Regions from separate parts of the Mus musculus genome. Here regions 2, 3, 4, 5 and 6 are each linked to region 1. A link is a loop called in an ENCODE intact Hi-C map of the cell type or tissue named here. Cell type or tissue: left cerebral cortex. All regions are shown on one strand. Region 1 overlaps Dph6 (diphthamine biosynthesis 6). Region 2 overlaps Meis2 (Meis homeobox 2). Region 3 has its middle 49 kb from the start of Gm31590. Region 4 has its middle 59 kb from the start of Zfp770. Region 5 holds the start of 3110099E03Rik (RIKEN cDNA 3110099E03 gene). Region 6 overlaps G630016G05Rik (RIKEN cDNA G630016G05 gene).

Evidence for each region. A loop is a pair of places that touch in the nucleus more often than their neighbours do. Peaks named below come from ENCODE experiments on the same cell type or tissue, not always from the same donor. Only the 100,000 strongest peaks of a DNase experiment are listed, where the experiment ranks them.
Region 2: it touches region 1 in a loop (5-fold over the local background); 9 of 42 quality-filtered maps call a loop at or near these places.
Region 3: it touches region 1 in a loop (5-fold over the local background); 9 of 42 quality-filtered maps call a loop at or near these places.
Region 4: a loop joins it to region 1, with 5 times the contacts of the local background. A loop is called at or near these places in 6 of 42 quality-filtered maps.
Region 5: it touches region 1 in a loop (2.9-fold over the local background); 6 of 42 quality-filtered maps call a loop at or near these places.
Region 6: it touches region 1 in a loop (6-fold over the local background); 9 of 42 quality-filtered maps call a loop at or near these places.

What each region holds. Positions count from the first base shown.
Region 1 is chr2:114,620,442-114,625,441 of GRCm38, forward strand. All of the region lies in intron 3 of Dph6 (diphthamine biosynthesis 6), which reads right to left. Among named protein-coding and RNA genes, the nearest start is that of Dph6, 32 kb to the right of the region's middle. In left cerebral cortex, CTCF peaks have their summits at 2,050 and 4,582; DNase peaks (open chromatin) are centred at 2,082 and 2,264; H3K4me3 peaks cover 433 bases.
Region 2 is chr2:116,058,085-116,063,084 of GRCm38, forward strand. It overlaps Meis2 (Meis homeobox 2), which reads right to left. Exons shown (of 12, transcript NM_001159568.1): 3 at 3,367-3,508; 4 at 2,597-2,647; 5 at 1,430-1,480; 6 at 547-696. Among named protein-coding and RNA genes, the nearest start is that of Meis2, 4.5 kb to the right of the region's middle. In left cerebral cortex, no CTCF peak of the experiment used is centred here; DNase peaks (open chromatin) are centred at 2,467, 2,945, 3,529, 3,797 and 3 more places; H3K4me3 peaks cover 3,191 bases; H3K27ac peaks cover 3,222 bases.
Region 3 is chr2:115,853,991-115,858,990 of GRCm38, forward strand. No RefSeq gene overlaps it. Among named protein-coding and RNA genes, the nearest start is that of Gm31590, 49 kb to the left of the region's middle. In left cerebral cortex, a CTCF peak has its summit at 1,993 (motif pointing right); DNase peaks (open chromatin) are centred at 63, 209, 1,139, 2,019 and 5 more places; H3K4me3 peaks cover 1,697 bases; H3K27ac peaks cover 1,006 bases.
Region 4 is chr2:114,258,245-114,263,244 of GRCm38, forward strand. No RefSeq gene overlaps it. Among named protein-coding and RNA genes, the nearest start is that of Zfp770, 59 kb to the left of the region's middle. In left cerebral cortex, a CTCF peak has its summit at 2,308 (motif pointing right); DNase peaks (open chromatin) are centred at 1,512, 2,306 and 4,626; H3K4me3 peaks cover 233 bases; H3K27ac peaks cover 352 bases.
Region 5 is chr2:115,507,370-115,512,369 of GRCm38, forward strand. It overlaps 3110099E03Rik (RIKEN cDNA 3110099E03 gene), which reads right to left and starts at 4,832. Exons shown (of 3, transcript NR_030712.1): 1 at 4,770-4,832. In left cerebral cortex, no CTCF peak of the experiment used is centred here; a DNase peak (open chromatin) is centred at 2,495.
Region 6 is chr2:116,069,033-116,074,032 of GRCm38, forward strand. The region is part of intron 2 of G630016G05Rik (RIKEN cDNA G630016G05 gene); the gene reads left to right. Among named protein-coding and RNA genes, the nearest start is that of G630016G05Rik, 4.3 kb to the left of the region's middle. In left cerebral cortex, a CTCF peak has its summit at 2,624; DNase peaks (open chromatin) are centred at 268, 524, 611, 1,232 and 5 more places; H3K4me3 peaks cover 3,316 bases; H3K27ac peaks cover 4,179 bases.

The DNA.
Region 1 (5,000 bases):
TGATGGAGAAATTGGTATGCTCAAGGTTCTCAAGCGAACCCCCAGCAAGTACTGCATGTACTTATTAGAATGCTAAGTTTAAAATGAACCAAAGTCATCCTACAACATGATGTAACACTAAGTAAAAACTATAACTGAGAAGAGTCAATTCAGAAGTTCTCCATAGGACTGCTTCTTTTCCTGGGTCGTCTATAATGTCTAAAGGTTCAAGTAACCCCCCTTTAAAACACTGGCACTTGCTAACCAACAGCATTTAAGCTCTGAATATCTGCTATTCATTTTCTATTATTGCTTGTGGGCCAAATAATTCATTAGAAAACCAATTTCTCATTATGATGCATGTGTGCTTGTTTTAGATATTTTGAAGTGAAATAATTATGAAATGTTACACAGGCATGTTAGATTGCGCATTTTATACTTACGAAATTTCAAATTATACATGCATAAGACAGACTGATGTTCAAAAATTCTGTATGCTGTATCCTTTAACTGACTGTCTTTTAAGTGCCTGGTACAATATTACCTGGCAGAAATTGAAAGACTTATAGAAAACAGAAAGTGTATTAGCCATCCAAAGGCACAAAGGAGAGGACCTGTGCTTTCTAACTCAGTTCTTTCAAGGAAGAGGCCCTAGGCACTCCCTCAAGCAGACACTTTAAGCAGACAAAACACTTTCATCTACTTTACCTATTGTATTGTTCCTGGTTAGTGGTAAACAAATGTTTATTGAGGGGAAGGTATCCTTGGGATTACTCCCAAAGTTTATCATCAGCATTTGCATACTGCTAAGTATGTGAACAGCTACTAAGATTTAGTTGATAAAGATGCTAGTCTAAGATGTTTGAAAATGGCATTTGTAGGGAGTTGAAAGTCAATGCACATGTAATTTTGCCACTCCACATTTTCAAGGAATTCTGTGCCAAGTTTCAGATTCACATAAGTCACCAGAAGTTTCAAGAGAGGGGTGTTAAAACAGTGCGCATTAAGTGTGCTCTAGATTTCATACTGAAATGTCTTCCTATTAAACAAAGTAATTTACTTTTGCTCTATGAAATTTGAAAATTACAATTTGAAAAATTGAAAGTGCCTGCACAACCTATACACAGTATCTCTAATCCTTTACAAAACTCTCAAAGGATAAGCTAGTCCCATTTTACAGATTTAAAAAAAAAATCAAAAAACAAGGGGAAAAAAACAAATCAGGTTCAGATATTTGGAATTCTGTTTAACATGCTGTTTAGTGAAAATTACAGAATATAGGATGTAGGTTGATTGGCTATTTATTAAAGAACCTTTAGAAGTATAATAAATTCAAGCTGAAATATTTATCTTCTAAAAATGTTAAACATGATCTCTGCTTTTATAATCAATTATAAAATTCACATATTTAGTTCTGTTTCACAATGATAGACTTGGCTATCCACTCAGACAAGTACAATCAAATACCAAATACTTAACCAAAGGGAGAACGGGAAATCTACAATTTAAATCAATGCTAATGAATGAAAAATACTTTAGTCATTATGTAACTGCCTCGGTTTGAATTTAAATAATCTCATGTATAAAGCTTTGGTTATCCAATTCCAGAACAAGTAAAAGTTAAGTTCTAGGCAGCCCACTAAGATTCTAATTAAGAAGCAAGTACAAAGAATTAAATTTTTTTAAATACTCTTATTGGAGTTCAACCTCAAAAAAGGTATTTCACGAAGAGGCCGTACAGCTTGTAAGATTCCTTCTATCTCAAATTACTCTGATTAATGTCTGATAAAACTGGGTTAGCAACAAGAGGTAGCCCATAATTCTACATGAAAACTCAGAATGGTCTTTTGTTCCCTTTGTCTAATGTTAAGCCAATAGTGAAAAACAAGAATGTCTGCTTAGGAAAAAGGGACCTCTTGGTTGTTGTAGGTTTCTTTGTTGTTGTTGTTGGTTGTGGTGGTGGGTTTTTTTTTGGGGGGGGGGGGTTAAATTTAAATATCTTGCTCTTTACCTGACACTGCAAATTCATCCACATCTCTCTCTGAGCCTAAAAGACTACAGAGGGCACTGTTGCACCAGCTTTGACGCTTTACAATAGAAGCCTTAAGAAAAAAACATTCTATAATTTCTCTAAAGGGTCAAACGGAATGGAAATCTACTAAGCTTAATATAAAGGGAAAAAACCAAAAGTATATTTTTTTCTAAGAGACTGGACTTCAATAAGGGGAAAAACTTAACAAAAACAAGTGTCAGGCTGAGAACAGAGCAGGCTCCTTTCATTTCCCTTTGTAGTGCTTTCCCAAGAAAGGGAACTAATCATAGCGCCTCCTTATCCACTGCAAACAGCACCCACTGCAGAGCCCTCCTCACAGTCAATACCAAAAGGAGTGTGGCACCTCCTGCAATCCTTCCATAATTCTATCAGGAAAAGAATGCAGCCTGTTTGCATACTTTTGTCTAAAAGGCCAATTGCATTTGTCCCCTCTTTGGGTAAAATGACAGCTACAGATCAATCATTCTCACGTGAAAGTAAACACTGGGAAAAAAGCAAAAACTGAGAACTGAAATCCTTACCTTTTAAAACATTTTATTACACAGGAATATACAAATACAGAACATAATTTTAAAACACAAGTTTTTCTCAAAAACATCTACTGGACAACAGTGCCAGTGTTACCCACAGTACTTACAAACCTAGGAAATAAAAATTCACATCATTTCTGTCACAATTTTTTGGCACTAAATTCAATTATAAGCAGTACCAATTGTTTTATACCTATGCTTTCAATATATACAATAAACCTAGTATACATGATATAAAGCTTCATATTATATCACCATTTAAATTTTTTTATACTTCCTTATTTAGCCAGATTTAATTTTTTGATACCACCAATAACATAAAAAATATTTCATTTGGATAATTAAAAACTAGTATCTCGAATTATTCACTAGTTATGAGAATGGTAATGTCATGCCCCAAGAAACTAGAGATAATATGCAAAAGGAGACAAGAAGATAATCCTTTAATACACACCAAACACATCACCAGCACACCATGGTCCATACATCACCATGTACACAGGTACTATCATAAAGCTTGGACCTCTACTATAAAATCCAAATTTCCCTAGAAAAGCCACTCACTACATAACACACCTCTGTTACTCTCCAATGTCCAGGGAGATTAACACCTTCTCTGAAATCAAAGCACAGAACTGTAAAAGTGTTAAAAATTCTACAATAAGTCAACCTGCTTGTAAATCAAAAAGAAGGGAAGGGGATTTAAGACTGCATGAAGATTTCATTTTAGTACAAAAGCCCCAGTTTAACAAGTTATTTTCAGCCAATAAAAGTCAAAAGTAAAGCATTGTTAAAGTTGCTGGTACCAATTTCGAGGCTTTAACTTATTAGCTTAACCAAAATGCTACTTGAGTACTGCTCCCTTAAATTATTAATTTATGAGTTTTACTTAGTCTTCTCCTGAGGCAAGGCAGTGTGTAGGTATGTGGAATAAGTATAAATAAACAGAAAGCTTTTATAGGGGTCTAAACATAACAAAGCAACCCTTTTTAATGAATGATGAATGTACAATACCATGAATCAAGGTTATATAAATGGACTATATCACTTTAAAATCTGGGAGACCCTCTAGGAAGTCAATAGACAAATTTAGAAATATTAAACATTAGCCTATTGTTTTTTCATTGATCTGATAAAATAAACGCTTCCAGCAAAATCAAAGTGCTATCATGACTATGAGTCACATATGTTTTCAAAGAAATCTAGGACAGGTTGTGGACAGTGCATTTGGAATGGTGTTCTCTATCTACTACAAGGATAACTGCAAAATCAGCTGACAATAGCCTTTTGACAGTCAGAATTTTAACAAGATATTTCGGTTTACTGTTTTACAAATCTAGCATATTAAAATCAATTTTCGTTAACTCTAATTTATGCAGAGCTTGATTGTGAGCAATAGCTGCTAGGAGGATGCAGTAGTGTTGATTCACATACAACCATTTTACTTAACTACGTTGGATAATAGCAGTGCTCCTGAAGGAGTATAAAAGCAAAGTGATTAGCAGTCATTACCGTTAATTAGTGCTCACATTACATTACTCGGGATGAATCTCCTTTAAGCTGAATACATGGAAAGTTTATTTTTGCAAGTATTCCAAACTATGCCTAGGTAAGTATCGGGGTAAACCGTCAACTATCAGTAAGCAGAATGAAAAACAGGGACAGATCAGCATGCAATTAGTACGTCTATATTTTTAAACAGGAAGAGGGCTGAGAGGAATGAGTAAAACTGGAAACTCATACTTCACATTCTGCAATCTCACTGATAAAAGGAGGAAATGTGTGTTTATCAAACTTGCTGTGAGTGCACAGTTCATTTGGAGTCCTGTAAACAATCCCTGGCTGCCCACTTCCAAATGCATGTGAAAGTCTTGGGGATTCGGAGCAGCAGACTGAGCAAGCAAGGTCACTCTAGTGATGCCCTGGAAATGGGAAATTAGGAAGCCGTGGCAATCAGAGGGTTAGGACTGACCAGAAAAAGCCCTGAGGGTGGCTTACCATCTTTCACCACCAGTCAGGCTGTCTCTGCTTATTCAGTATTAACACAACAGGGCTCTGAGTGAATGAAAATAACTCCGCACACCTAACTAGGACACTGGCTCTCTTGTTTAGGAAATGACAGACATTTGTCACAGAAAACAAAACAAAAAATCTCTCAAACACAGCTTCCATAGACTAGCTCCAAGAGGAAAACAGGCTCCTCATGGACGTTCACAGGACATGGGGATGGCTGACATCCTGTTGGTTGTTATGGTTCCTTTCCCCCGTATCATTCTGGACATTTAAAAATACCAGCCAAATGTTCAACAAAGAAGCCCCAAAGCAAAGAATGCCTGTTAGAGGACAAAAATAAAGGTTCAAAAATGCAAAAACAAACATTATTAATACAGTCCATTTAGACAGTTGAGCCACATGGTTCAGGCATTGTTCGACATACA
Region 2 (5,000 bases), 1.4 Mb after region 1:
GACAATAAGTTTCTATGAGCAAAAAGTCCTGAGACTTGTAATGTGTTCATTCACTCCTTTTATTGTCAATGCAAGACAAAATTGCCAGGAATTCTCAGGGTTGTCTTCTCTAGGAAAGAAATAGGCACCCCCTTTTCTCAGTTGCTTCTCTCTCTCTCTCTCTCTCTCTCTCTCTCTCTCTCTCTCTCCATTCCTTCCTTTCCAGATAACTGTCTTGTCTCTTGCTACCTCTTGCTATGCCTTGATTACACACAGAAAGAACCCAGAAAAGACTGAGACCGTCATGCCAAAAGAGAATTTACTAACTCCCAAGCCACCAGGTTCAGGCAACTTCACACATGAAGAGCACAAATTATTCTATCAACTCCCTGGTTCTTAGACTCTCACCATAAATAAGAACAGGGTCCAAGAAAGGGGAAATCAAAAGAAAGGCCATGACACTTATAGTGAGAAAGGGAGAGATAACTCCAAAAGCAACTAAACGATTTAAAAAAAAATGCTTTGCCCAGTGGCCTTCAGAGAACTCCACGGGCTCTGCAGACTTACGTGGTCGGCGAGATTTGTGGAGGAGCCTGAAAGTTCTTCATGATCTGACTTGGAGCTTCCATCTCTCTCATCAATCACGAGGTCAATGGGCATTTTTCCCTTCAAACAGCTAATGTACCGGTGGCAGAAGTTATCACATAGTTCGTGGACCTAGGAGGAGGGTCATGGCGAGGGCTCAGCTCAGGTTGTCTTTATAGGTTTCATTTTTTAAAGGGGAAGAATATCAGGTTGCAAGGTTACATTTGTAGAGAGCAACAATGTGATGTCTTCCAAAATAACTCTAATTAAGGGGTGTAAGAGTTGAAGGCAAGGAAACAATAGGGCAATTGTGGCAATAGATATTATCCTCCAGAGACTCCCCAGAGCAACAAGTTACAAGAAAGAAAGAAACTGAACTGGAAGTAACTGAGTTCAGACTGGGGAAGCAGAGATGAAAGTGTGATTTGGTAACTCAGAAGCATTTAAACACTAGAATTAGGGACATTTGTGATTCTGTTGTGTATGTTTCCTGGGGAAATGATTGATCTATGTATCAAGGCAAAGACACCCCAGAGAGGACTCTTCTCTCTGCTTGCACCTAGCAAGAGCACTGGGTCCACGATAAGCTAAGCTAATAGAGACACAAGTAGACATTGTGTCCAGCAACACAAATGGCTCTTGCTGTACTTCAAATAATCCTGAGCGCCTGGGGGTGGGGGCTTTAAAAGTCAGAGCTGCCCTGATTCCCATATCCTCTGAGCCCCTGGGTTAAGAAGTCTATAAAGGAGGGAAATAAAAACGTGATCAACATCTCCAGATGTGTAATCCCTCAGTCTGGAGGCTTGTAGCATCTCCAATCATCTGGTTGAGAGAATCAAAATTCGGACTGTTGTTTCCTGCTTACCTTTTCTAACTCCAGAAGATGAAACCTTAGTACTTGAATTGCTTGTATCATCTGAAAGGGAAATTTAATAGGATAGAGTTAGGGTTCTAACACATGCAAGTTGTGTGTGTGTGTGTGTGTGTGTGTGTGTGTGTGTGAAGGTCAGTGTGCTGAGGAAATTGGGCAAAGAAAGAAGAAACCAGCAGGTGGCCGGGCAAAATTCACACACCAAGAAATAAGAAAACCAAATTATTACTGATCATCTCTGCCTCATTGGCTACAGTAGTGGGAATTAGTATACAGGCAGCCTTAGTATGAATTCCCCCACCCCACCCCCACCCCACCCAGTCCTCACAGTGTGGTGTTGGTACAGCTTGCATTCTCCCACCAGGTCTTACTCCACCCCATTCCTCTTTTACAGTCTCCTCCTACCCTCCACCTCAGGTCAAATTGGAGGAGGAGGAGGAGGGGGGAGGAGGAGGGGAAGGAGGAGGAAGGAGAGATAATAGAAGAAAAATAAGAGAGAAGAGAAGAGAAGAGAAGAGAAGAGAAGAGAAGAGAAGAGAAGAGAAGAGAAGAGAAGAGAAGAGAAGAGAAGAGAAGAGAGCTATTTCTTTGGACAGAAAAGCCTTTTTAGAACTGCAGACTCAGAGCAAACCTCCTCTCAGAAGAAGGAAATACTCCAGATGAATGGAGAGGCTGGGCCTTTGAAAGGGGATTTAAGTACTTTTAATATTGAAATCCTGCAAATTAGCAAAAGAATTGCACCTAAAAGTGGCCTGCGCAGGATAGCCCCTCACCCCCAACCCAGTCCTAGCCCGCCTTTCGCTGCCACTGCCGGAGCAGTTACTTCCTTCAGGGCAGCGGCCTGGGGCTCCAATGCCTCCCCCGGCCTGTAGAGGAAATCACTCCCTTCTTGCCGCTTACTCTCGAGGCCAAGACCTGGGAAGCATCCCTACTCGGCTCTGCGCCGCGGCGCCTGCGGCTGCCTCGGTGGGCTTCTTAGCCCCTAAGGCCCATACCGCCCCTGGCTCGCCTTCCACGTAGGGGCTCTAAATAAGTCTCTTCCCCTGTGTTTTCCTAGGAGGGCTCTGCCGAAACTCCATGGAGCTCCAGGAGCAAGTGGGTGACTCTGAGTTTGGGACGGGGCCCCGAGGCTGGAGACAAGCAAGAAACATTGAGCCTTACCAAATTATCCAGCTCTGGGTTTGAGGAAAAAAGAGGCTTTTCGGCGCGAACCTATAGGAAGCAGGGAAAGTCAGAATGAATCTTCAGCCCATTTAAAAACAGAAAAACCCTATCGGCCACTACTCTGGGTTGTGGGACCCGGTTCTCTGGAAGGGCAGGGGCAGAAGAGAGGACAGGGGCTTTGGTAAAATTCAAGAAACAGATTGGTGTCTTAAGTGAGTTGGGTCGCTGGAGAAACAGCAGGGCCTTCAGGTCCTGATCTGGTGGGGAGAGCCATACTCTACTTCAGTTGTAGCAGGGTAGGCAAGGCGGCTCGTAGATCCTCAGTACCCGCTTCTGCAGCCGGGTCAGAGGCTGGGTCCCCCCATCTCCAGCACCTCGGTGCCTGTGCAGACCTCACTGCCAGGCGCCTTGTTTCCTTTGCTCCCGGGCACTCCCAGGTCCCTCCCAGCCCCTCTCCCCAATTCTTGTTCAAGTAGCTGCAGGCGGGGAAAAGGCCAAGCCCCAGATTAGGAGCAGGTCAACTTTAATTCGAGGGTCGAGCCCCTGTATTCCTGGCTGGGGGGAAAAACAAACACCCATATTTATCTCCCTTTCCAATTCGCCTCCAGGCTGAGGGGTGGGGAGGAGGCGCAGAGTGCCGAGTGGGCCAGAGAAACAGATCGGGTGTCTTGCCTTTTCCTCCTCTTTCAAGTCAAACTCGGAGGAAGGGGGTGGGGGAGTGGAGGGCTTCTGTGGGGTGGGGGGTGAGCGGGTCAAGAAGGTTGGACCTGCTTGGCGAAGACCGCGATGTCCTCGTTGAAGGAGTCAGAGGAACAGACGTCTCCGCCGGCCACTCCGGGTTCCCGGGGAGTGCAGGTCGCCAGCTCGCACTTCTCAAAAACCAGAGCTAACAGAGGAAACAACGGGTGCCTAACGGGCAGCGCCACGCAGAGACACACGCACGGAGATGGGGTGCAGAGGGGAAGGAGCAAGAACTGTAATCAACAAGTTTGGAGGGTTTGCATTCCTTCTTTAATACAACAGGCACGCAACACACTACACCCTCAATCAGCCGAGCCTGGGCCACAAACAGAAAGGAAACAGCCTGGCCTTTTCCCTGGGTTCACAGGTCTTTTCAGATCAGTTCGGAGAAGCCCCCGGCCACTTTAGCCCGCCAAGTAAACATATACTCAGTTGGGAAGTAATGAAATACGCAAGAAGGCCAGGCAATTTAGAGCTCGGAGTAGATCCAGACCCCACTCCAGAGACGCCTGCCACACAAACCAGGGCAGGGAGCGCTATTTGGTGCCCTCCCGCCCCCCACTCCCATTCTGAATTGATCTAACGGGCGGTTCAGACCCGGCGGAGGGCTTCACCAACATCCACACGAGAGAGACTTTTCACGATTTTAAGAAGGTCTCATCTCTCCACCCTTTGCTTTATAAACTTGTTTGTTCTGCTTCCAGTAAAGCTCCGGTAGTAGGGCCAAAATAATAAGAATGTTAAACAAGAAAGAGCTTCCATCGAAAGACCACATTTCTCTCAGCGTTGCAGCTCACAAGAATAAATAAACCGCGTTTCAAAACTTAGAAGTGTGAGTGCCGGGCGCGTACGCCCTTTGTGTTCCTCCGGGCGGCTTAGCTACACCTCGGGATGCTTGAGGCCTCAGGCTTTAGGCTCAGTTGCTGTTTACCCACTGTCCCCTCCCCTCGGCATCCCGCCGCCTTCCCCACCTACCCTCAGCCGGAAGAGCCGGGCTAGTACTCGCTTGGACCGTGCTTGCCCACCCCTCCCTAATCTCTCCGAATATAAAATAATTTCCAGCCATTTCCCTGACTCCCAAGAACGGCTGTGTGTGTAAGCGGCAGTCTCTTCCACCCCGCTGCACTTCAAGGTCTGCCCCCTTTATTTACAGAGAATTAAGAAGTGAGTGATTAGGACTTCCTGGCCGACAGAAGCTGCCCTGATTCCAGCTCAAGCTGCGTTTAGTGACTCCCAGGCCCTCAGTAGGAAGCAGAAAGGGGAGGGGAGGGAGAAAAAGAAAGAAAGAAAGAAAGAAAGGAAAGAAGAAAGAGTGAGAGAAAAGAAGAAAGAAAGGGCAACTGGAAGTTTTTTCTCGGCTGCAGAAAACTTTCCTCTTAATCAAGGCCTGTGTTAGGCAGCCCGAGACAACCAGCCCTGTGCCTTTTGGCCAGGATTCGTGTCCTTGGGGAGAAGGCCCGGCCGGCAAGATTTAAAGACTCAGTTCTTACATTGGACCGTGGGGTCTGGAGAGGCCGAACCAAGGGAGCAGAGAAGGTTCTATTTTTCTGGTCTTTGACTCAAGATCAGGCTCTCTCCCTTGTCTTTCTCTACTGCAAGCAGTCTGTCTCCTCATGCAGAATTAAGTCCCCACTTAGCCTCCCTGGTCCACCCTAACACC
Region 3 (5,000 bases), 1.2 Mb after region 1:
AGCCATTTGAGAAGCTAAGTCTCGGTGATCTCTTTCTTGCAATCATAATCGGCAAGTGGCTTAAGATTGATGGTGAGGTATTTTCTGTCTCTTCTGGAGGACCTTCGTGTCAATTTATTTAGAACACTGACCAGACTGTCAATGCCTCCCAATTTTATTAAGCTGTTTGTAACCAAACACAGTGGGATTTCTACCCTTCCTCCCTCGTGAGTGTGAGAGTATAGTGCTGACTGCTTCTTGTTCTGAGTTCAGCTGCAGCGGGGTCCACTCCCTTGTGTTTGTTTTATTGTGTTTATATAGTTGCACGGACAGCTATGCATTCCCTGGGCACGCAAATACCTATGTACACATATATTTAAGGCGGTCCATGTGTTGTGCAGTAACTTCTCTTACACTTTACTGAGCTTAAAGGGGACCTTTCAAAAAAGTCAACCGCAGTGGCAGACTTCCTCAGAGAAGAATGTACTTTTAAAGTAATGCAATGAACTTCAAAACAGATTCCTTCTCGGCATAACAGCTTGCTTGCTGGTGCATATTTAAATCTATCTCAGTTATTACAATAGTCCCTAACAATATTTCAAGCTCAGCTGCACTTAGCCATCCCTATTCTGCCCAAAAGATCTGGGTTAACTCCCACCACTGCCTTTTCCTAGAAGCGCCCCTTTCTGTGGGGTCCCAGGGTGCCTGACCCAGACCTCCAACATCCACAAACGAGGGTGGGGATCTGAGATGTGAAAGTGGAATCTGCAGAAGAGCCAGGGTAGAGAATGGATTGCGCAATCCAAGAATTAGAAGCACTGGGGAGGAAAGACACACCTTTTCCAAATGCACCGTTCTTTCCTTCCCCAGAGCCTCGTTCCTCAGAATTGCTCTCAGAAAAACCCGCAATCTGATTCTTTAAAATAAAAACCAAAAACTCCCTGAGAAGCCAAAGTCGTTCCGCGTGGTAGATTGCCATGTCTGATGTGGGGGGTCCAACTGCGGCGGGGAGACCCTTCTGACACGGCTGCTTTGTCAGCGTCTTCTCCCAGAGGCAGAGGCGATGGAGATGGGTCGCGTTACCTGCTTGCTTGCGCCTTCTACCCTGTGCAGAAATCCCAGGAGAGAGTAATCTGGACGCTAGAAGTACGCCGCTGTGCACCAAACCCCAACTCTCTGAAACCAAACGGCGCACCTTGCGGTGCAGAGAGATGAAGTGCTTACACTCCGGAGGCGGCAGGATATTGGGGTGCGCTTCAGCCGCTCTGTCCGCGTTCAGCAAAAGCAAGAAAACAGGGTCAGGGAAGAAAAACACAGGCATGGAAAAGACCTGTTTGTGTATGGATACTGTGACAACTAAGACAGACAGACAGACAGACAGACACACACACACACACACACACACACACACACACACACACACACACACATTTTGAATGCTCTGGGATCCCAAAGATGTGTGCAAAAGGAATTACCTCAAATTGAGAACTGCTTAAATTCCAAAAGCGATTCCTGTAGACTTTTATAAACCTGTGAAATCCCCCCCCCCGGAGTTTGCTTTTACAAGTACAAGAAATATTATTTGGCATTTCTTGTTGCCCCTCATCAGATATCTATTTTTTAATAGCAATAATAATAAAAAGCCTTCAGGGTTGTCCATTAAAATATATCTTTGGAAGTTAAATCTGCAAGGGGGGAAAAAGCAAACTTGATCAAACCCCTACAGAATAAGGAGATTAGAAAACGAATCCTTTTGCTTAGGCATTTGGTCGTTTATTCCCCGAGGCCAAGTGAAAGGTGTGAGTACTTTCCTGTTTTATTATTATTTTTAAAATTTATTCATTTAAATGTTCAGCCATGACAAGCTATTCCCTCGCTGCAGCGGACGAGGGTGAGAGTAGTGGAAAGGGTAGGTGGAGAAGGGTGGGGGGCGCAGAAAAACACCGTTGGCTTCGCGGGGGGCTGTCCCGCCGCGGTCTGCCCTGAAGGCCAGCAGGGGGCGCTCTGATGTTATCTGTGGACCAGCCCGCGGAGCCGCTCAGAGCTCGGTGACACAGGCTTGGCGGTTTCACGCAGCTGCAAGAGGAAGGGGAGGAGGATCGTACCTCCTAAACCCTCAACAACGATTCCACTCGGCTTATTTACCTTCGGCTGGAAATGTATCTACGTTTCACTTCAACTAGTTTAGTGCTGCAGCTCCGACCTCTTTTCATCTGTGTCTTTACAGAGCACATATAATCACACCCTCTTGAAATATATATTAATGCAACTTATTAGAAACGACGATGAATAGTCAACATTTTTTTCGCCTGTTAGTTCCGCTGATCCAAGCAGGATTTATTTGCAGGTCTCACATCCCGAAGTCATAATGCGCCCCCATCCCACCCCCCACCCCCCTTAAATAAAATTGGTCAAATGTTGACAACCTGTAAGACAACCTACCACTCAAGATTAGTGATGGGAAACTAATGAGAAAATATCAGATCGCCCGGCCCGAGGGCTGCCAATTAAATCTTCGCTGATTGAAAAATAAAAGCGGACTTGGGGTGTGAGCCCAGCTCAACTTGAACTATTAATTTAACATGTTGCCGGTCCGTGCCTTCCCTCACTCCACTAGCGCCTCCCCCCTCCCCCCACCCCATCCCTCAACCTAAAAGCCAAATGTTATTTCTCGAAATATTTCAAGAGGTCCAAATCAGAATGATCATTTCTTACACGGTAAATATTAGCCCTTTAAGCAATATGATTTAACTAATTAGAAAATTTACATCATTAAGTCTCAGGGAGAGAAAAAAGAGAAACAGATCTGCCAATCATTTTAAAGGAGACAGGCACTATTGAAGTGTGAAGAAATCGGCTCTAATTCAAAAAGGCAATCGGGCAGAAAAAGCCCTCAACATTACCCTGCTAGTTATTAATCAGAAAGGGCCCTCTCTTCTCCCTGCGCCCCTCCCCTCTGGGCACTGAGTTTAAGTTCTTTTTTCTTTTTCTTTCTTTCTTTTTTCTTTTCTTTTTTCTTTTTCTTTTTTTTTTCTTTTTTTTTTTTTTGCCAGTGGCCCATGTCATATTTATATTGAGGTTTTGTCTGCTAAGGATTAAAATTTGAAAATGTTTCAATATGAAGAAAACAAAATCCTCAAAAGGAAAAAAAATTCTTCGTGTACTGGTAAATTTGTTGTAATGCACAATTCTCACACTCCTCCTTATTTTTATTCTTTCTTCCCATTAAGTTCTATTTTGAAACCTGCTCGGTGAGAACTAGATAGTCTTTGTGTTCTGCTCCCCTCCCCCTCCTTGTACCTCCTCCTTCCTACAAAGCAGAAACCTAGACTGAAAGCAGAAAAGTACAAATACATTAACAAAGCCTGACTCCCTTGATAAAAAAGGCCACGGTCTAGGCTTACAGTCAGGAGTCTACAGAAATGGGAATCTGTCCGGTGGGTCTGCAGACAATAGGACACATTGAGTATCCCCCACCTATATATAGGAGTCCATACAGTGTGTAGTTAGAGAAGAAAAGAAGACAGGTAGGTGAGAATAATTTTAAAGTGCACTGTGTGTGAGTGTGTGAGTGTGTGTGTGTGTGTGTGTGTGTGGCTTTTGTCTACCTCACTTCTTTTCTATTCAGCTTAAAACAGCAGCCTCATTATATGTAGGTGCCCCTTCCCATCATACTTACTTAAGCCCTCCGTTCACCACACACATAGCCCTTTGCCCAGTCTTCTCATTCCCAGCAAATTAACTGAGAGTGAATTGCAAAGGGAGCTTTCTGAGTGGATCCTCTGAGACGTTCAGGCCCTTCCCGGCACCTCTGAGGACGCACTTTTAAACTGTCTTTGGGTTAAAAAAAAAATGTAATTCTCGGGCATCCGATTCCCTTTTGTTACCTCTTTTTTTAAATTATAAAGAAGTCAGGAAGACTCACTGTCTGCCACTCCCTGCTCTCTGATTACAGCTCATCACAGCTCAATTTTCCTCTCTCTGCTTTTTAGAAAGTTTCTCTACCATGCTCTTCATCCCAGTCACTGGGCCTCGGGACTCTCATCTTTGGACTTCTTTGGGCACCTGATCACTAGACTTCAAGTTTGCAGGAGAGAGCAGTAGCAGAACTGGGTTATTAACACAACACATTTAATTCTCTCCAAGAACTTTTACCGGGAAGAGAACTTTTACTAGGAAGAGCCAGTGGAAGGAGAAACCATCTGTAAGCAGTGTGCCCCTGAGGGTGGCTAGCGAATTGGGACACAGAGGCTGGGGACATGTCAAATATGGCAGATTTTGTGAAAGGGTCTTTCTGAGGTACACTTTAAGGAAAAGGGGTTGGGGCACTGGGAAGAGTCTAGAATCTTTCCGAAATGCACCTCTTTTTCTGGTTGTCCCAGAGCAGATGGGAGTCTCTTGTGCTTGCCTCTGAGAAAGATTAAATGAACACTTCTGTCATTTGAGGGAGGTGGGACACAGAGAGGTGGAAATACTCCAGACAATGGCCTCTGGCCATGGAGGGCTCCCTCCCAGTGCCCGATCCCCTGCGGAACTCTGCTTACCTTTGTAGCTGGTATTTCATCAGAAACCAGTGGAAGGTTCCTGGCTAGACGAAAAAGACCCGGAGAATCAACGTCTCTTGGATCTACTCCGAGGCTAAGAAACATTACAATAAAATTTACAGCGCCTTTAACAACTCGCAAGTAAAGCATTAAAATTCTCTTTAATTGAGAAGATATTGATTTTCAAGTCTAGAAAAAGCGAAATCGTAATTTAGTGGCAAACTTTTAGGCGAGAATATAGCGAGTTATGTCGCCATATAATGGATCCACTCTTAATCCACACACAACGTCACATCTTTAATTGCCCTACTTTGTGAAGTGATAAAGACAAAAAGGTAACCCGATCAAGGCAAATGCTTTATTTAAAAAAGATCTAGAGAAAGGATCTAGAATAATTTTATTTTCCGTTTATGTATAAAAAGAATTGTCTATCTTCTTTTTTTTTTTTTTTTTTGAAGTAGGGGAGAAAGGTCCAAT
Region 4 (5,000 bases), 360 kb before region 1:
CTGTATAGGTAATGGGACGCTTGGCAGCTCACTCCACGTACTACTATTCTTCAACATCATTCATTCCTTCCCCTCAGTGGCTTCCCCATACTCAGCAAGCCAGCCAGCCTTTCTGATTCTATCTGCTAAGCATCTCTTGACACCATCCATTCTGGGCCGCCCCTCTACCCCACTGCCATTTTCTGAATCTGACCACCTTCGCCTCCCATTCTGATGACATTCTCCCCATCGATCTCATTGATCAGATGGCTCCCACTCTGCACACTGTGGCTGTACAGATCACATCAGCTCTGATTACAATCCTGCAACAGCTTTCCCTTGCCCTCTGGCTGGAATTCAGCTGCCTTTCAATAACCTGTAAGATTCTCTGTGGGATGTGCTGTGCTCTCCTCAGCCTTCTCGCCCCTTCCCTGCCTCTTCTCTCTCAAGTTGTACGTGCTCCTCCAACGACACAGCTTCCTCCAGTTCCTCAGATAAGCCTGGGTATACCTGTTGTCCTGTTGGATGGAAAACTACTTTCTAAGCTCTTTCCTCATTTATATTTTCATTCCCACCTCTGAAAAACAACAAGAGCAACAACAAGCCTTCCTTCTTGACATACTAGGTTCCTGCCAGGGGACTCTCTCTTCATGTTTAGTCCACTCTTCTACAATCCTGTCTTTATTTATCTGTATACCTCATAGGAACTTCTGTGGAGGGAGAGGCCCTTTCACTTCACAGGTGTGTCCTGTATTGAATTGAGCCTTTCTTGCACATGGTAAAGGCAAATAAAGCCCACAGATATGTACTGATGGAGTCCATGTATAGAACTTACACACATGCTTGTTTGACAGGCTAATTTCTGCTTTTCAGCATCCAGATTTGCTGAGGGCAAGGCTTAAGCCAGTGGGTTTCTTTCTGTATGCAGGAGCTCTTTAGTCCCACATACATCCCTGAGCAGAGGGAAGGTCACAGAATAGTGGAAGGTACAGAATGCACAAGGCATCCTTTCATGATATAGAATGACTGAATTCTACTAAAAACGGTGCTTAGAAGTGTCATAATACTTATTTCGTAGTGGAATAAAGAAGGAAAAGGAAAGAAAAAGGGAAACGGGTAATTAAAACAATGAGGTTTTCTAAAGAAATCTTCAATCGTGAAGTCAAGGACATTGAGACAGAGGCAAATGCTGTCTTCCTAAAAAGAAATGTCTTTCAGAAAATTCCTTAAAAATTCCCCTGATAGGGTGGAGTGTGTATGTTAAGCTTATGTCTCTTAAGTGAATTTGATTAAATAAGCTACCAACTGAGATTTGTTTATTAAAACCTAAAGATTTAAAAAGCCCTTTGGATTGTCTCTATGCATGTCTATTATATTTAGAAGATTGCACCTGTGTACAATAATACTTTCTGCTCAGTAGAAGGAGAAGCACGAACAATCAGACTTAGAAAATGAAATTAAGCCTCATCTTGGGACTTTCCAGACCTAGTCTGCCGCCTCCATGAAAGTGTGGGTGGAACTTTTGCATTTTACAGGTTTTCGTGAAATCCTGCATTCACCCACAAGACTTGCTTTCTAATACTGGCAATGATGTTTCAGAGAAAGAAGTCGACAGGAAGGAAATGCTTAGGGCTTCTGTGTTCTCCCCACTCACTTATTTATTTGCAAATACTTAGAGTCTGCCTTGTTTTGAGCATATGCACATTTCTTGTATCTGGAGAGACAGTAGTGAAAAGGATAGATGTGGTCCCCGCTTCTGCGAAGCACATATTGTGAGCAGGAGAAACAACGACCACGCAAATAAGTCCGTATTGAAGGGTGATGAGCTGCAGGAAGCCAGTAGGATGATAGTGTGCTGGAGACAGGTACATTGGGAGAGTTGTGATGGTGGAAGACGGTTCTATTGTGACGGGACAGATCCAGGCTTGTGAGAAAACTTAGGAAAAAGCCCTCCCATGGAGGCAGCAGCGACAGCATGCATTTCCCAGTGTCTTCCCACATAACTTGCTGCCCAGTGTGTTGGGGATAAATGTTAGCTTCCCCCAGCTGCTCTTCCCAGTGCATGGGTCTCTCGAAGGCCCCAGAGATTGCAGACCCCTAAGAGCATAGATCACTTGAAGAAGTAAGCGAGGCAGAGAAGTGGAGAAGGGGTGTTCTACCATTCTCAGCAAGAAGTTGTACTTTCACGCCAAAAATATGTTTTTCTCTCTCTCCACATTTAAAAGAAAGCACTCTTGAAACTGAATGCAAGAACCAAAATTAACAAAGTAGCCTTACATTTTAGGGAGGTTTGATTATAGCATGTGTTCTTTCTTTTAGCCACTAGAGAGCAGTGCAGCCCATCAAATGCACCAGGAGGCTCATGATCAGGGCTGAGGTTTAAAGTGAAAGTCCACACCACAGGTCAACTTCTGCCCTTCCCTTTCCTCTCCTATGCCCTCAAAACCCCACTGTCTGGTTTCCTGCAATCTAACGTTCACAAAAATAACCTAGAAGCAAATTTCATGTTTAGAATAAAACTCGGATTCTTTGGGGGGTGGGGGTAGAAATCAGTGCATTTAATCTTGTTGAAGGCTATTGGGAGCCTTCCCAGCAAAAGAGGCTCAATGGCTGCAACCCAGATCCACACAGAACAGGGGCAGGGCTTCTTGAGACTCTTCGAGAACAGACTGAAGATTAGGGTGCGTAGCCAAGAGGGCAGGGGCGTTTGTACTGATAAGCTGAAGGCCAGCTAGCTGTTGGTTTGGGTGGCAGCAGAGGTGGTCTCACCGCACTAGCCTCAGTGGGCCCAGGAGACTTCTTTCTGAGCCTCTCAAGTTTCAGGCGAAGTCCAAGCTGCCTGTTCACTGTTCTGTTGTATTTCTTCATTGGTCCTTTTACGAAGCATGGAAGAGAATGGGTTGACAAAAAGAGAACGGTGACAGACTTCTAGCTATATACACTCAAATAAACCCAAGGTTTTCAGATACGAATTTACACACACAAAGGTAAGAATCTATAAAACGGTGGCTACCTGAGCAAGGACACAAGTTGTTCTCCTAGGCAGCCTCTACTGGTCTATTATAACAAAACAAGTGGGAGAGAGAGGGGGCAGGGTGGAGAGGAGCCATTGGCCGGATGACCGCTTTGTCTTGCTTTTCATTAGCACGTAAGTGACTGGCGCTGGAATTGCATGCCGGACTTTTGGTTCTGCTGGTAGCACACTGTGCTCAATAAAAATTAATCCATCAATCAACAGGACAGAAAATCCTATCCTGCCAGAAGCAATACCTCCTGTTTGTCCCATACAAAAGCTAATTAGAGTGTTGGGTGTTGTAATGGAGGCAGAAACTGAGCAAAATAGAAAAAAAATGTCCCACAAATTATCAAATAAAAAATGAGACGGGGAACAAAAAACAGATAGCAGTGGAAAGCTAATAGTTCTTATTCCCCCCCCGAGGATGGCCTCTTTTGACTCAATGCAATAGAAGTTTGTGTATGTGGGACTCTGGAGTGCCAATGTTTGTTGGTCAATGTTGGTCAGGGGCATCTTTATTCTTCCCAACTACTTACCCTAGAACCACTTACTGCTGTGCTCTCAGAGGTCTGGTCTCTAACCCGCGTCTATCACAAGGGCTTCTGAGTTCACTGGAGTTTTGCTTGGTCAGGGACTGGAAAGAACAGTTCATCTGGAAGGAGGAGCTGGGATGCTGGGGAGGCCACAGAGATGGTATGAAACGGGAGTAGAAAAGCTAATAAGTCATTTGTGACTCCCTGAAGAAATGTGTAAGGGTGGAGAGGACACACACACACACACACACACACACACACACACACACACACACGGTTGACAATGACACATTTATACATACACACAAGGTATAATGTCACCAATCCCTACCTCACACGAGGTTACCTCTTGAACTGAAGACTTAAATTCTAGAAGCTCTAACTTTCCCAATCTTAATATTAACGGAGAAGTTCTGGAAATTGCTATAATCATCACAACTGGTTCAGTGTTATTAATTTTCCAGTGGTGTCTCGCAAACAAGCCCTAGAGGTGAGAGAATGGTCAATACAAACAACCCTTTCTTTTTCTTCTTATGTCACAAGGCATGACTAGCCTGCGCACCCTGCTACCTAAAGACACATTTATTTAAAAGAAAAAAAATAAATTTAGAAAACTCTAGGGTAACCAAAGTTTTCTGATATTGGACTACTTAGGGGGCTTGGGGGGAAATTAAAAATTATACACTAATATAAAATAATTTGTCTGTGATATGTGCTTACTTTCTTGCTATACTGAATAGAGGGGCACACACTGAATTCCAATTAAATATTTGTTGTTTGACAGTGGAGCTCGTTGGGAGGGATTTCCCAATGGGCCTGTGGTCTTAGGCCTCATCCCCAGCACCACCTCCCACTTCAACAACAGAATGATTTAGCTGTTAATCATGCTTTCTTCAGCTGGCTCACAGCAGGAACATTAGGCTCCTTCTGGTCACTTCTTTAAAGACCAGCAAGGTCCAGGGCTTTGGATTTACCTTCCACAACCTTTGCACAGAGAAGTTCATCTGAGGACAGAACAGAAACATCTGAGTATCCACCCCAGCCACAGAGCTCAGAGAAGCCTCCTTCACCTGCCTGTATAGCATTTGTGTGGGCAGAGAGAAAGACAGCAAAGAGAGAGAACAGAACGTGGGAGGAAATGAGGGGAGAGCAATAAACCAGGGACCTAAGAAATAATGTGCTCCCCTAAGACGAAAGGATGGACTATCCAGAGACTACCCCACCCGGGGATCCATCCCATAATCAGCCACTGACCCAGACACTATTGCATATGCCAGCAAGATTTTGCTGAAGGGACCCTGATATAGCTGTCTCGTATGAGGCTATGCCAGTGCCTGGCAAATACAGAAGTGAATGCTCACAGTCATCTATAAGATGGAACACAGGACCCCCAATGGAGGAGCTAGAGAAAGTACCCAAGGAGCTGAAGGGGTCTGCAAACGTATAGGTGGAACAACAATATGAACTAACCA
Region 5 (5,000 bases), 890 kb after region 1:
GAAAGCAACCAACTCAGAAAGTAATGCAAAGGTTACCTATAAGATAAACTAATAGTTATGCTAAACTATCACTTTGTAGAGCCAATAAAAAAAAAAAGAACAAATTATATTTTTCCACGGCCAGTCCAACAATACCAAATCAATAATAAAACATTTTTATTTTAACTTCCTTATCCTTCTCTCTTTCTGCTTGTGAAATTTTATCCCAATGGGAATATCTCCCTGGGATATATCATAAATATATTTTTTAGAAAATGAGAGTAGGCAATATAATAAATGTTTTATTTTCATTTGTTAATAGATGGTTGTGTTCAGGTCACTTATGGTTGAACCTTATTCTACTACATGGACGATGTTTCTTAGATTCAGCTTTTGTATAAGGCCAGCCATTTTCACTCATAAGGCCAGCCATTTTCACTCATGCAGGCTATGCTTTCACACACGTGCAGAGACACATACTGATTGCAATGCAGCTTTAGTTCATAGAATTTCATAGCACAATTCAAGTCCAGCTCTTGAGGCATCATAATAACCAGAATACAGGTCTGACTATGACATCAGATAAAGACTTTTAAGCTATTTCAACAACAGCAGCTGATAGTAACAAACAATAAACACATCCGATCCTAATTACAGTGGTTTTCACCTAGGCCTCACATTGAAATTGTCTGTAAGCATGAAGATTTGATAGGTTTGGAGTGTGAGCAAAAAAAAAAAAAAAAAAAAAAAAAAAAAAAAAAAACCTGTCATTTTTTTAAGTTCCACAGGTGTTTCTGATAAAATTTTAAGGTTGAAAACCATCACCTTATTAAACCCTTACTGTGTACTGAGCCCTGTGCTAGGCGATTTACACTCATTATCGCCTTAAATCCTCATTACTGTGTTGGGCAAGCTTTATAATTCCACAGGTGAAGAGACTAACTCAGAGGGAAGTTGAGTAACTTTCTCAGTCTCCTAGAGCTGGACTTAAAAGTTAGATTTCACATATATGTGGGAGCACAGATATACATAATCCTGTATTTCATCATATACAGTCATGTCCATGAATAAATTAAAACTAAGGCTCAGATGAAAGGAGTTCACGGAGAATTCAAACCAAAGCAGCAAATGGTGTTTCCAATGGCCGCTTCTGCTGGCTTCCATGACCCTTTTGCATCCAACAGCACAGCAATCATTTCCACCAGGAAACTGATTTAGGTACCAAGACCCTGAGCTCTGAACTCCATGGGTCATGTCTAGTTTTGCTGTGCCCTATAGAACATAATCACCATGATGTCTTCCAGGGTGTGACCCACAAATAAAGGATTCACAAATAAAGAAGGCTCTGTTAAATAAATATCATAGAGTTAGTCTTCTCCTCTCTCTGCTGCTCTCATCGTTCTGTCTGCTGGTTCCTCGGAAGCTTTCCTGGCTCCTGGCTCCAACATCTCTATATCTTTCCAGCAGAACCTCTGCTACCAGGCTCCTAGCTTCCTACTAAATTTGCTTCTTGGATCCCAGGCTGAGCCAACCACTTTCTGGTCCCCTAACCCGAACTTGATTCAATTTGCCACCTGGACCAGTGAGGTCCAGCATTGTGTTTCTTCAGACCATAGAACAGGACTGTATTTTTATGCTGTCTCATAAGTACCATATACTTACACTATAGATTTACATGTCCTTCCCAGAAAAGGAAAGAGAGAACACAAAAAGCCATTTATTTACATGACTCTGAGGAATAAGTTGAGGGAGGAAAAAAATGGTCATATCAGAGAGTTTGTATGTCTAATTTTAATACAACTACCCAGAGCACCAAAAACGGTGTCTTAGGGATATTAAGTGTGAACCCAAGTTCATGGGGCATGGTAGAGAATTAACCGTCTGTGACTGCCCACCTTTCAAGGGAAACAAAAGTTTATCCTCTGTACTTAGAGTGGGAGACACCTGAACAAAGCTCTCACCATTAATATGTGAATTCTGGGTACTTTAGGCTAAAGCAAACACTTAATATGAGCAAGATATGTAAAAGTTAGGGATTGCTGATTGAAGAGGCATTTTGATAGTGGTGGACAATATCAGTGTGGTGCCTCAGCAAAGACCTCTGCTTCTTGCATGTGATCGCATGGTAATCTTACCCAACTAGTGTTTTCTTAATGTCCTGGGGAGCCTGATCATTGTAAATTACCTGTGACATCTCATTAATCCTCTTTTTCCTCACAAACGCATAATTAATGGTAACATTGACAATAATACACAAATTAGCTAAGTGACGCTTTATGGTGTTGGTTTTGATTAACGTCAGGAACCCAAAAATGACATTAATGTAATGCAGATCCCAAAAGGCAGTATGCACTTTGACCCTAGACATACATTTCGTTTGCACCATCACCAAGATTAATCCTCCCTCTGGATGAAGACGAGACAAAACTCTGGCCACTGGCAGTGTGTGCCAGGCTGTCGAGAAACAAACCGCCTCAACTGCATTTGTTTAAGAGGGAAATCTTAACGCATAGAAAACAACAGCGGAGTGTCGTTTCCCATTGTCTAGTTAGGACAAAGATAAATGAGGCACTGTCAGCCCGAGATCAACCGCTTCTCCACTAACTTCTATTATTTGCTTATTTGTGAACCAGTGTTTAATTAAAAATATACCTAGATATGTGAACCACATGACAAAGTGATTGAAACCACTTCTATTCCACTATAAAGGAGGTGGTTTTTTTGGTTTGTTTGTTTGTTTGTTTTAATGAGAACTGAGTTGTATATGCATTTCAACCTGCAGAATCTCTCCAGGATTAATTCTTATTAACCACAAGAGGGTGGGGAAAAAAATCAATGACTGAAGAAATACCCGTTGTCTCTGACTTGAGTAGTAAAGAAAGAGCAGAAGAAGGAGTCAGGATGACGTAAAGTTTGCTTTGAAAGTGAGGTATTTTTGCAGATGGGGAGGAATTCTGTGATTTGAATTCAGAGACCCTTTTCCCAGGTTACCCAGGCGGGGCATACCCACACTAAGTCAGTGGAAGAATGACCCTGTTACAGCAGCATCAATCTCTAAGGTCAGGTTTCATCGTGAGATGTTATTATAATCCCGCTTCCCTGGTCGTGATTTTCACAAATCCTTGTTGAGCGCTCAATCTTTTTAACACCCTAAAGAGGTGGCGTATGCTAATTTTTTTAAGATGAAACCTCCTCTTTTCTTCATAACAATTATTTATAGCCGAAACCCCCTAATGGTATATATAGTTTTTTAAAATAATGCAATCGTTCCATTCTTGATTAATTTGACACCTATTCATTTAGGCTATTTTTCAAAGTGTTGCGACTAAACCCCGGCCCTGGCTAATGATCATATTCCGTTTCAATAATGGAGTAGGAAGAAAAGCCATATTTCCATGCTTTGTTCTTTTATTCACATAAATAACTACCATTTGGAGAATGCTTTATGGGCAAAAATATACAACACATAAAGCAATGTTTTAAAATTTGAACTAAATCCACCAGAACTGGAAAGATCACCAAAATTAAAAAAAAACGTTGTTAATCATTTTGATTTTTTTTCAAAATATATTTATGAAACAAAACAAGAATATCCTAAAAGAACATTTTAGTTGCTATAGGCATGCATTTTCAATTATAATACCCTTGATTCCTCCCATCCCCAGTAAGAAAACAGACTGCCTCACAACTGCTTTTCCTAGCAGTTTAATTTTGAAAAATCTCTCATCTGTCCCTGCTTGCAATAGATTGGCCTTATGGCTAGGTTTCTCTCATTTTTTTTCTTTCATATTTTTCAGTTAAAGTTACAAGGAGCAAAATCATCTATTTTCAGAGGATTTTGCATGTTTGCTCATCTAAATATTATTTTTAAATGCAGAGCAGCTTATTTCTCTTACATCAACATATTAAGTGTTAGCTACAGCAACTTGTAGCAACACACACAACCCACTGTAAAGCAGACTGGAGCTAAGGGGGGGGGGATTCCTTCAGAGGTCGTATTTTCACTCTGCCTAACTAAACTATAAATTGAGATTACGACAATAAATTATTTTTATGATCTGGGAAGGAAAAGGTATGGGTTGAGTTTTCAAAGATATTTGGGTTTAATTCATATGTTAAATAGGCCAAGGATAACCAAACGTTAGAAGAAATTCAACCTGGACCTATGCTAAATAGAACCTCAAATTAGGCACTCACCACCAAATTAATTAGTAATTGATAAATTCAGTAGAAATATATCATTTCTTCATACTGCAAAGCCAAATAGTATGATTGAAAACTTAAAATACAAAAAAAAAAAAAAATTTAAACAAACAATCCTGACAATCTTTTAATCAAAGCTATTGTTTACAGCGTGGCTTTAAGGTCCTCGTAGTAACATGTTTAACTCGTTAAAAACACTCATTCAGCTATAAAACTACTTTCTTAGGTCATTTGATTCCTCTATAGCAAGCTGAAACCTCCCCCAAATGCCTCCATTGACATTTTTCCAGCAGTTACAATGGCTCTTAGTCCAAATGTCATTTTCTCGTTTCATCTTCAGTTCTCAAAGAGCAATCTGTGAAGCCATAATTTTACACGAATCCCTTTTCAGGTTTAAATGCAGTACACTAACTTTTAATCAGATCCCCGAGGTGTGGCAAATAAAGAGGCCGCTTGTGGAAAAGTCTGTTTTCCTAAGAGTTTAATCGGATACTTCCACACCACAACATTCTGTAGACATGGTTTTCGCTTTGAAAACATAATCTTATCAGAGGGTAGTTGGTGTAAAATCCTGTCTGTTTTCTTACCTTTGAATGTGAGCTCTATTTATACGGTTCCATAAATGATGTCTACAGCTAAGGCATTTCCTTATTGTAGAGTCTTACTGAGCACAGTTAATATAAAAACACGTAACACTTAGCAGGATGTCAATGTAGTTCCCCGGACAGTCTAACCTTATGAAAGCGTCCCCTTCCCATTGGAGGAAAAGACATGACAGCTGCATCTGAACTTGTCTTTCTGGTATTTTCCTCTGGCTG
Region 6 (5,000 bases), 1.4 Mb after region 1:
CCTCTCCTTCACCACGTAACTTCTTATGAATTTTGGCAAATGCCTTAAAGCAAACAAGAGGACAATCTGGTCAGATGTAGGGGGCAGAAAGGAAGGACATTTTAAGAAAAGCGAGAATTTTTAGGGAGACTTTTAGAGTTAAGAAGTGTGAGGTGGTTGAAAATAGCATGCTGGTGAAGGCCTTTTGGCTTTGAAATTCACTTTATCTAAAAGGAGCGGCTGCTTTCACTGAAGAGATGGGTTACACAGATGCACGCTATTGGTAAAACTCTTAGTTTAAATGTTAGTTTTAAAATCTACCACTGCCATGCATTGCACAGGGGATCAAGTTGGAGTATCTTTCCTGATCCCTGTGATACCACAAGTTGTGATCATCCAACAGCTTATGGGTGTTTTTATTAATACAACAGCATAGGTTGCATATAGTGAGGGACTTGCCTCTGTTCCTCATCTCGATTTCCATGTCTGGTAGAAGCCATTGCACAACAGCGAGGTGTCCACACTTTCTCTTTTCTTTCTGTATATGGGCACCTTGTTTTCAGAGCTTCACACTCCACACCCTTTGTGGATTCATTTACTCTCCCACATTTGAGGTGAAGGGAAATAGGTGGGGCAGCCCCAGAGACAGACAAGAGATGGGGGTCACAGGCGCCATGCACACCTCAGTCAACAGTCAGCCCCTTCTGCCCAGGCTGGAAATGGTTTTAACAGGCGGTAAAATTTCATCTTGCGGTGTCAAATTGGGGTCATTTTGGGGTTAGAGTTCTCAGTGTCCGTGAGGAGCTGTCCAGCTGTGTGGGGACTCATTAACTGCAAAAGATCTGTTTCAGTAAAAACAATTCAAAGACAATTGGAAGGCTAAAGACTCTCTACAAATCGCGTTTTACAAGTGCCCCAGAACAAATATGGTTGGTAAAACCTATTTCTTCACAATCTTAAATCAGCTACTTAGCTCTGGAGTGGGGGGTGGGAACATTGAATTAAAAAGGAGGTGAAAAGGGGGGTACTGAAGGGGGTGAATGAGAAAGAGAATTGGGCCTCTCAAATTTAAGAGTCTGTTTTTAATCACCCCCTTTCTTATTGAAGCATCTCCTAGACTTCTGAAAAGCACTCCTTTCTATTTCTCCCTTTCTTCTTTTGATCCCTTGTGGAATGTTACTATAGGTAACATTAAGGATTTAAGGGAATAATATAAGCCCCCTAGTTCTGTAGTCCAACGGCATTGGCTTTTGGGAGGGGAGTTAATTTGAAGTAGCATTTATAAACTCCAACTTTATTTTAGCTGTGCTTGTTCAGCCTCCTTGAGGTGGTAATTGCGGCTGTTCTTTTTATATCCCCCCTCCCCAATGTCCAGATCCTCTGCACAGATAACTCCACATTCCTCAGAACTGTGAGGTCCTGAAGTGTTAATCTGTGTATTAAAATCACCAGATTTAAATCCCTTTTGTCTTCTTTTCAACAGTTAGAACAATTGATGCTTTATTACCAGAGCCAGTAAATCCAGCCTTAATCTTGTTTGTAACTTTAGTTAATGTTTTGATTTGGAATATTTCGTATCAAGGAGAGTTTTATTGAAGAAAGAAGGTGAGATTATGTTTGAATTGGGGAGGTTCTGCTCAGCCTAATGGAAGATAACTTACTCCTTTGAGTTAAGAGGGGTTTCATTGGGTCAAAGGAAAGCTCATTGCTAAAACGGGAGGCTAGCCATAGGAAATGCCAGGGTTTTTGACAAACAAGGTTGATACTTAAAAGTAAAATATCAATAGGAACGAAGGACCTTTATTTCCTTGAATTAGTGAATCTAGCCGGGGTGGGACCTCAAAAACACACGATCCATTTGCTTTTTCTCTTGCCATGTCCACTTCTGCTCTCAGGTTTTCTCTTTCCATCTGCACTACTTTCCTTTGGGTTCTAAAGGAGGGTGAGTTTTAAAAGTCCTTTCCCCCTTTCTCCAGGATTCCTGGGCTGTCTGTAAATTGTTCTCCAAGGGTGCTGTGGTCCTGCAGAAACAGCCCTGAGTCTTATGTTATTGGGACAAAGGCTCAGGGCTTAGGTTGTCTTCTGCCCTGGTCCTGCTGGCTGACAGTTGGAATTTTTGATATATATTTTATTTGGCATTTCTATTAACGTGTTTGTCCCACACTCCAGCCCTTGGAGCCATTTATTACTTTTAAAACGTCTCTTCTCCGTAAACCTCCGCTCATCCTTGTGAACTGTTTTTGACCTTCTCCGCAGTATAACTGAAAAGTTACAGTAAAAAGAATTCTGCTCACTTGCTTACCTCTTACCTTGGTTCGTGCTCTTTCTAGATGGTGTCTACCCTGGGAAAGGGCCCCTGTCCTCACACCACTACTACCACCACCTTACTGGTTTATTTTTGCTTTTGCTTTGTGTTTACTTTTATTTATTGGTTTTTTTCCTTTTTCACACCTTCGTGCTCTATCATAGACTTTTTTTCACCCTGGAAATACGATCAAATGAACCGACAGGTTAAAAAAAAAAAAAAGATGGAGTGGAATTGTTGCATTTTGCTTTTGCCCTGTTTGATTTCTTCCCATTTTAGCTGTTTCCCTATGGCGCGGAAAGAACGGGTTTCAATAAATAGCCCTCTAGCGCTATCTGGCGGGGCTCCAAACACTCTGTGCACCGTGGCGCTGTCAGTTTCTCCTTCCCACGCCCTTCCTCACTTCCTTTTCCTTTTCCTCTTGCTCTATCTCTTGTCATTTTTGCGCTCTGTATCCCATTTCCAGTTCCTTCTTTTCCCCTCCGCCCCTTTCTAGTCTTTACTACAGATTCCAATGCAGACAGGGACACCCCCCGCCCCCCGGACTGGACGGTTGTAACTAGAAGGCAGTCGGCCACCCAGATCATAAAGACTTTCCAGTCCTGATCCAGAGTGACTCACACTCATCTTCTCCCTTTGTTGAGCACCTTAGCTGTGTTAAAAGTGTTGACGAGCCCAACACTCCGCGGGTGGTGTTTTGAAGGGGCTTAACAATTGGGAAGTTTTCTGGAAACAAGACTTTTTTCTCTCCCGGATTCCGGCTAGTACAGCTTATATAAGTTTGAGATCTGAAAGCCAGGAAGCCCCGTGTGGGAGAAAGGAGGCTTCGAAGGGATTGGACAGCACAGCAGGGGACAGAGTTGTTGTTGTTGTTGTTTAGGGGAATAAGATACTCGGTGCTCTCGTCCCCGGGGAAATCTAGGTTTCCAAGGGACTGTCTCAGTCTGCAGTCTACATCCAAGGCGCCTGTCCATTTGTTCTTCCTCAGTTAGCCAGATTTATTCCCAGAACTCCCACCAATCACACACACACACACACACACACACACACACACACACACACGCGCGCACACTTTAGAGACAAGTGTCAAAGTGGGACTAGGAAAGCCCCCTAGAAAAACCACATGGTGAACCAACACACACCGTTCGAGTAAGCCAGTGGGGCTAAACGGGAGTTACACGCATCTTCCTGTACTTAAAACCGCTCAGTGGTGCGAGCCGAGGTTAAGGAAGACCGAGACCCAGACAGTAAGCCCTGCTAGGTGGCTCATCGATAGGCTGCTGTATCCATTCATACTCTCTATTTTTCTCTTCCTCTCCCGTCTCTCCCTCCCTCTTTCCCTCTTCCTACTTCCTTCCAGCCCTGTTTCTCTCCCCCCTTTTCTCTCTCCCACCCTCTCTCCATCCCTCCCTCCCTTTCCTCTTTCTGTTTATCCTCTTCTTCTCTCTCATCCTTTCCTCCATCCCTTTCCCTCACACTCAACCTGAGAAAAAGCTCCAATCTGTGCTTTAAGCAAATGTCTTCCTTCCATGTACTCCTCTAAACTCTGGGATTCACGTGGCCAGAAGGCTTGTTAGGAACTCCTAACGGCTTCGAAGTAGAAAGGAGGCTACATCTCCTAACATACCTAAAAGGTGTGTAGTGCAGGCATGAGCAACTTTCCTTTGTAAGTGTTCTGAACGAAAGAACGAGGCTCTACTCTGGACCTCTTTATATACAAATGACAAACAGAATGGAAAATAGCAGAAAGGGTGCCCTACTACCAGCTCTACTCCCTAAGAATTTTTCTCACTCACCCCCCATTTATGAGGGAAGAAAGCACAGTTTGGGTGTAATTAATTGAAGATTGTTATTAGGTCATCATTAGTCAAAGTGCAAATAATTGCTCCCCATTTTTACTTAAAATTGACCAGCCTGAGAGTGATAGATCGATTCAGAGGATAAAAATGATGTATCAAAACATCAATGTCGATTATTTGAAATATTGTAGTCGAATTTTTTTTATTGCTTCATCGGTTAAGTGTCTGAAAGTGCGGTGTTCAAACATATATTTATGTTGTCAATACTGTCAGAATTGTCAGTTTTACTATACCGGATATGTACTACATTTCAAATTTGTTCATTTGCATAAAATGCCCACCCTAGGATTCCCCCCACCCCACCCCTCTCTGGAAAATCCCTGTCAGCTTTTTCAAAGGATTCTGCAATCTTTGCCTAAGCTAAAGTGGTCACTGCTTCTCAACTCAAATCTCCAGGATGGACTCCACGTCCTTTTCGCATTTGTTTAACCTTGGAAGAGGCACTTCCTTCCTTTTGCCCAACTCTGCTCTTCTTCAAGAGAGCGCTGGAGAAATACAAACGCCACATTCTAGGTAATAGGTACAGCATTTGGGTAGGACAACTGGACCAAACGGACTCTACTTTCTTGGCTACACTCAGGTAAACCCAGACTCCACCAACCTTGGACGTCAGGGCCCACCCTCAAATTACCTGAAAGATTGAAATCTTCCCAAGAAAAATGAATGTGGGAGTAAAATACCCTTTCTTTATGGTTTTTTTTTTTTTTTCAGTTAAAAGCTGCAATGGTAGGAAAGGAAATAATACACATAAGTGTTGGCACGTTTTACCTTTAAAAGCTTTTGAACTCCATCGAAAGACACAGGTTGCAGGCAGAACTGACAGTTTTAATTCTACCCATTTTCACGAAGCACATCAA